2 separate regions of the Homo sapiens genome follow, and region 2 is linked to region 1. Evidence: chromatin contacts called from ENCODE Hi-C or POLR2A ChIA-PET data. All regions are on one chromosome and are shown on one strand. The core of a region is the stretch at or near the end of the contact, and the rest is flanking DNA. Distances in the headings are between cores, read along the strand shown.

What was found. A loop is a pair of places that touch in the nucleus more often than their neighbours do. ChIA-PET counts read pairs that join two places held with the same protein, here RNA polymerase II (POLR2A). Pooled maps may share reads with other maps.
Region 2: a map of heart left ventricle shows a loop between it and region 1 (2.6-fold over the local background). The contact joins the enhancer-like site here to the promoter of LINC01672 in region 1. A Hi-C loop is called at or near these places in 1 of 168 maps with a recorded cell type or tissue (heart left ventricle), 4 of 37 single-sample maps with no recorded cell type and 10 of 50 pooled maps. POLR2A ChIA-PET finds 5 or more read pairs at or near these places in 1 of 52 experiments (Panc1).

The regions. Positions count from the first base shown.
Region 1 is chr1:6,723,321-6,726,062 of GRCh38, forward strand. LINC01672 (long intergenic non-protein coding RNA 1672) reads left to right here and starts at 1,425. Exons shown (of 2, transcript NR_104620.1): 1 at 1,425-1,530.
Region 2 is chr1:6,961,479-6,964,318 of GRCh38, forward strand. The region is part of intron 3 of CAMTA1 (calmodulin binding transcription activator 1); the gene reads left to right. Among named protein-coding and RNA genes, the nearest start is that of CAMTA1-AS3, 51 kb to the right of the region's middle. RefSeq lists silencers at 1,002-1,101, 1,332-1,571, 1,812-1,861. Within about 2 kb of position 1,378, at least 2 of the 41 ENCODE cell types and tissues checked have a DNase peak (open chromatin) inside an H3K27ac peak, as active enhancers do.

The sequences.
Region 1 (2,742 bases), core at 175-2,674:
ATGTGAATTTTTATAGTTGCCACGGCAAAGTCTCCTGTTATATGGGTATAGTGGGTTGAATCGTGGCTCCCAAAAGTGATGTCCAAGTCCTAACCCCCAGAACATGAGAAAGGGACCGTATTTCGAGAATGGGTCTTTGCAGATGTAATGAAGGATCTTGATATCATTCTGGATTGAGGATGGACTCTAGCTCCACTGACAGGTGTCCTTATGAGAAAAAGGTAGAGGCAGATTTGAGACACAGACACAGGGGAGACGGCCATGAGAAGACAGAGGCAGAGATTGGAGTGAAGCAACCACAGGCCAACAAGTCACCGATACCAGAAGAAGCAAGGAAGGAGTCTGTCCTACAGTCTTCAAAGGGAGCGTGGATCTACTGACACCCAGATTTTGGACTTCTGACCTCCAGAGCGGTAAGAAAATAAATTTCTATTGTTTTAGGCTACCAAGTTTATTACAGCAGGCTCAGGAAACTAATACTCTAGGTGACGTCTGCTCCTCCACCCCATGCCTCTGCATGCTTGGGTTACAACAGAGAGTGCTTTCCCCTTGGTTGAACAACACTTTTTTTCTTGAGAAAAGAAAACATAAGGGTAAAGCAGTTTTTGGAAGGGTTACTCAGCCAGCTAGATCGTCAGAATCAACTCTGGTAGGAGTGGGCCACAAACATCCATCCTAGGGCATCCGGAGAGAGTCATTCTCCCTAACAATAGCTCTGGGCATGGCTCTGTATTCGTCTGTTCTTGCATTGCTATAAAGAACTACCTGAGACTGGGTCATTTATAAAGAAAAGAGGTTAAATTGGCTCACGGTTCCACAGGCTGTACAGGAAGCATGGTTGGGAGGCCTCAGGAAACTTACAATCATGGCGGAAGGTGGAGGGCAAGCAGACACGTCCCACGTGACTGGAGCAGGAGGAAAAGAGAGCGAAGGGGGAGGTGCTGCACACTTTCAAACAACCAGATCTCACGAGAACTCACTCACTATCACGAGAACAGCAAGGGGGAAGTTTGCCCCCATGATCCAATCACCTCCCGCCAGGCCCATCTTCCAACATTGGGGATTATAATTTGACATGAGATTCGGGCAGGGCCACAAATCCAAACCGTATCAGGCTCCACATTTTGTTTCTTTGTTTTTTTTTTTCCCTGTCCTTCCCTCTACCTGAAGCTCATTTGAAAGCAAGTTTCCATTGCTGCTATTCCTTCCTTACTTTGGTCAGAATCCTCTTTTTGTGGTATCATAAATGGTTTCCATGGAAACAAAAGGTTAGGATAGAACAGTGCCAATGTGCATGTAAACTTCAGAATTAAACAAGGGCTGTTGTTTTTGCCTGTCATGGAGTTCCGTTCATTCTGAACATGTCACCGGGGACTTTGGAATGTGTATCCATAACTCCCTGATTTTCAACCACATTCCAGCCTGCCTGACTCATGAAGCGTGGAGCGACCCAGGAACATCCCAGCTCCTCATGTCCCACATTCTTCAGGCTTTCTCTTAGTTTTGGCATGTGCATGTAAATGTCAACAGGTGAGGTGAGATTTGCTGTAAAGAAGCAGATGGTCCCACAGGGTAGGCTGTGGGAGAGATGGAAGTTCTAGCAGGAGATATCACAGCCAAAGACTAGCAATCTAGGCTTATCATTTGTTTAGTGCGTCAGAACCAGTGAGTCGAGGAGGAAAGGAGACCCAAGGCTATGTGGTTGCCCTCACGACTGGGAGTTTACATTTGCTTCCTGCCAGAACCAAGGACATAGCGACCGATGTGCACAGACTTCTCCAAGGTTGTTTAGTCATTGGCAAAAACAGGCCTTCACCCATCCTTGAACTGGGTCCAAGTAACTGAGATGTGCCTGTAGTGGAGGAGCGCAGGTGGAGGTTCTGAGTCCCTGAAGCTCTGCATCTTTACTTTACAAGAGATGCTGCCTGGGAGTTCTTACTTCAGAGTAAGAGGGGTGGCCATGTTATCACCCAGACTAGAACACTTTCCAGAGTGAGAAGAGCCGCTATTAATTATAGGGCAATGGCTAGAATCTGGTCTGTCCCTGGAGAAGAGGGACATCTGACAACCCTATCTTTATTTTATTTTTTTAGATGGAGTCTCGCTCTGTCACGCAGGCTGGAGCACAGTGGTGTGATCTTGGCTCACTGCAACCTCTGTCTCCTGGGTTGAACTGATTCTCCCGCCTCAGCCTCTCAAGTAGCTGGGACTACAGGCGCCCGCCACCAGGCCTGGCTAATATTTGTATTTTTGTAGAGATGGGGGTTTCACCATGTTAGCCAGGCTGGTCTCGAACTCCTGACCTCAGGTGATCTACCCGCCTCGGCCCCTCAAAGTGCTGGGATTACAGGCGTGAGCCATCACGCCCAGCTGGCTATAACCCTATCTTTAGGCCAACTTGTACCCGGCTCCACTATGGAACTCAGTGTCGAAGTGCCCGGGCTTCCTGCCCTGGTTCTGGAGATGGGTGGTGGCAATGGCTGCACAACAGTGTGAAGGTAGTAATGGCCACAGAACTGTGCCCTTCACAGTGGCTAAAAGAGCACATTTTATGTTATGTCTGTTGCACCCCAATGAAAACAAATAGCAAACGTTCTGATATTCCCTCCAAACCAGCTGCTTCTGCTGACTCCTCGTCTCAATTAATCGCGGCTCTGTCTTCCGTTTGCTGAAGCCGAAGACCTCCCCGCTCTCTCAGAGCCCATGTCTGGCACATCAGCGAATCTCGTTGGCACTGCCGTC
Region 2 (2,840 bases), core at 128-2,627, 240 kb after region 1:
CACCATGCGTTCCTGCTGGCCATTGCTTGGGTCCTGTGTTCACCCTGGGCCCAGTGGCAGCCTGGGCTGAGCCGGGGGCGTGAGAGCCCAGGGCTCTCAGTCATGTTTCCTTGACACATAGTTCTGGAGTTTGGGGCGGGTGGGGAGGGTGAGGCTTCTGAAAGGAATATTCACTGGCAGTGACCTTTCTTAGGTTTTTAACATTTTGAGGGGATTGATTGAATTGATCCAAGCCCATTCATTCTCGGTCTCCAAAGGACATGAATACCGCAGGACCAGCCCAGCTTGAATGTTTGAAAACTGGGTGCAAACGAGGACTAGACTGATTCTTTCTCACCGGGCTTGCCCCCAGCCTCTAAACTAGAAGGGGCGTCTGGCTGGGTGTCCCTGGGAGGACGGCCAGAGTGCGCCTTGCTCAGAGGTTGTTGCAGGGAAGCCCCTTTTCCTGGGGAGGGAGGGAAGGCGCTGTGCATCTCTCCCCGGCGGCCAGTCCAGCGTCTTCCGGTATGGCAGTCCTTTGCCCTGTCGGGTCAAAGCCAAGCCCCCTCAGCCTCCGGGCTGTCCCCAAACGTGTCTCCCTCGCGGTGTCCGTGGCGCGCAAGAGCCTGGAGCCTGCTGCTTTGGGCCTCACGCCTCTGTCTCATGCCTCTGCCGGGGCCCCGATTTATTCAGGACACACGTGTGCTCCGAGTGCCAGATACATGGTGGACCCCGACAAGGCACGCAGGTCTCAGACAACAGGTGACGCTGTGTCCCCGGCCTGTGCAGCGGGGACACCCACCTCATTTTACTCCCCCCAGGTCAGCTGGTCCTTGCTGGGAGGCTGGTCCCTGGGGCGAGGGGCCAGGGGCAGCTGGAGGAGAGCGCCTGCCCCTCCCCACCCCGCCCCGCCCCTCCTCCCTTCCACTCCCCCTCTGGGCCCGCCCTCCGATTTGGCCTCTTCCCCGGGCCCACCCTTTCTATAGCCCCACCCTTTCCGTTTTGGTTCCTCTCTCCCTGCCAGCCCCGCCCCCTCAGAACCTATCCCGTTTCCTTTATGGACCTGCCCTCGTCTGGTCCCATCCACCCATCTTGCCCCGCCCACATCCAGCCTTCCCACCTGGCCCCACCCCTCCTTTTTGGCTCCGTTTCACCCGCCCCGCCCCTCTGGACCCACCCCTCTTTCCTCTGTGGACCTGCCCCTGTCTGGTTCCACCCACCCACGTGGCCCCACCCACTCCCTGCCTTTTATCCTGCCCCTGCCCCATGGCTGGCCCCATCCTCCATCCCTTTTCGTCCTTGCCCACCGAGCTCCTCTGGACCCACCCCTCTTTTTGGGCCCGCACCCATCTGGCTCCTCCCACCCATCTGGCCCCACCCACTCCCCTGCTTTCCATCCCTGCCTTGCCCTGTGACTGGCCCCACCCTCCATCCCTTTTGGTCCCTCCTTGCCTGCCGAGCTCCTCTGGACCCACCCCTCTTTCAGTTGGGGCCCCGCCCTCATTTGGCCCCTTTCACCCGTCTGGCCCTGCCCATTCCCACCTTCCACCCTGGCCCCGCCCTGTGGCAGACCCCATTCTCCATTCCTTGTGGCCCTTCTCCTCTGGACCAACCCCTCTGTCCATTAGGGCCCCGCCTTCATTTGACCCATCCCACCCTCTGGCCTCACCCACTCCACCTTCCATTTTGACCCAGCTCCTTGGCAGGCTCCAGCCTCCATCTCTTTTGGCTCCTCCTCACCCGCCCCGCCCCTTTGGAACTACCCATCTTTCCTTTATGGGCCCCGCCCCATCTGGCTCCTCCCACCCACCTGGCCCCCCCCCCCCCCCCGCTTTCCATCCCGGCCTTGCCCTGTGACTGGCCCCGCCCTCCATCCCTTTTGGCCCCTCCTTGCCCGCGCCGCCCCTCTGGAGCCACCCCTCTTTCCAATCGGGCCCCACCCTGTTTTCCTGGCCTTCAAGCTCCCGCCTGGCGCCCCGCAGCGGCAAGCGTGATTTATAGGCCGTCTGAGCCGTGACCTATAAACCCTGTTCTTCAGGGGGTGCCTTTCTTGGATTAAATGCCTCTAAAGGAGCCTCTGTCTCAGAAGTGTCATGTAGAATGTTTCCGCTGACGGAGAACATGACCTTTAAAACCCCGAGTAAAGGAAGCAGAGCTGCCAGGGGAAGCATCGGGCAAGGCGGCGCCTCAACCCGCCTGCACCTGTCCGCTCTCCGACCCCTCCCCAGACCTGGTGGGGCGGGCTGCTGACCTGGCTGGGGGGGCGCGCTCCCGGGGCCTGGGGGCTGGGCGCGGCTCGGGGAGCTGCGCTTTGCGGACTGGAGGTGGCGACCGTGCGAGCAGAGACGCCCCTCACCATGGGCCAAGAGCCCTGACCCTAACAATGGGAAAGGGCCAGGGCCCTTGTTCCACTTCAGTTTCCTTCCCTTTGTGCCCTGGGGGACACTGGGTCCTGCTAAAGGCTGGGGCGCCTGTCGCAGAAGACCCAGTGTCCTGGGTGCTCTGGGTGAGGCACAGCGTCCTGGGTGCCCAGATAGGGGTGCAGAATCCTGGGTGCCTGGTTAGGGGTACAGAGTCCTGAGTGCCTGGGTAGGATACAGAATCCTGGGTGTCTGGTTTGGTTGCAGTGTCCTGGGTGCTTTGGGTGGGGGCACAGTACCTTGGGTGCCCAGGTAGGGGTGCAGTGTCTTGAGGATCTGGGTAGGTTCAGTGTCCTGGGTGTTCATGTAGGAGTGCAGGGGCCTGGGTGCCTGGGTAGGGGTGCAGCGTCCTGGAGGTCTGGGTAGGAGTGGTGTGTCCTGGGTCTGTATAGGGGTGCGGAGTCCTGGGTGTTCATGTAGGAGTGCAGTGTCCTCGGTGCC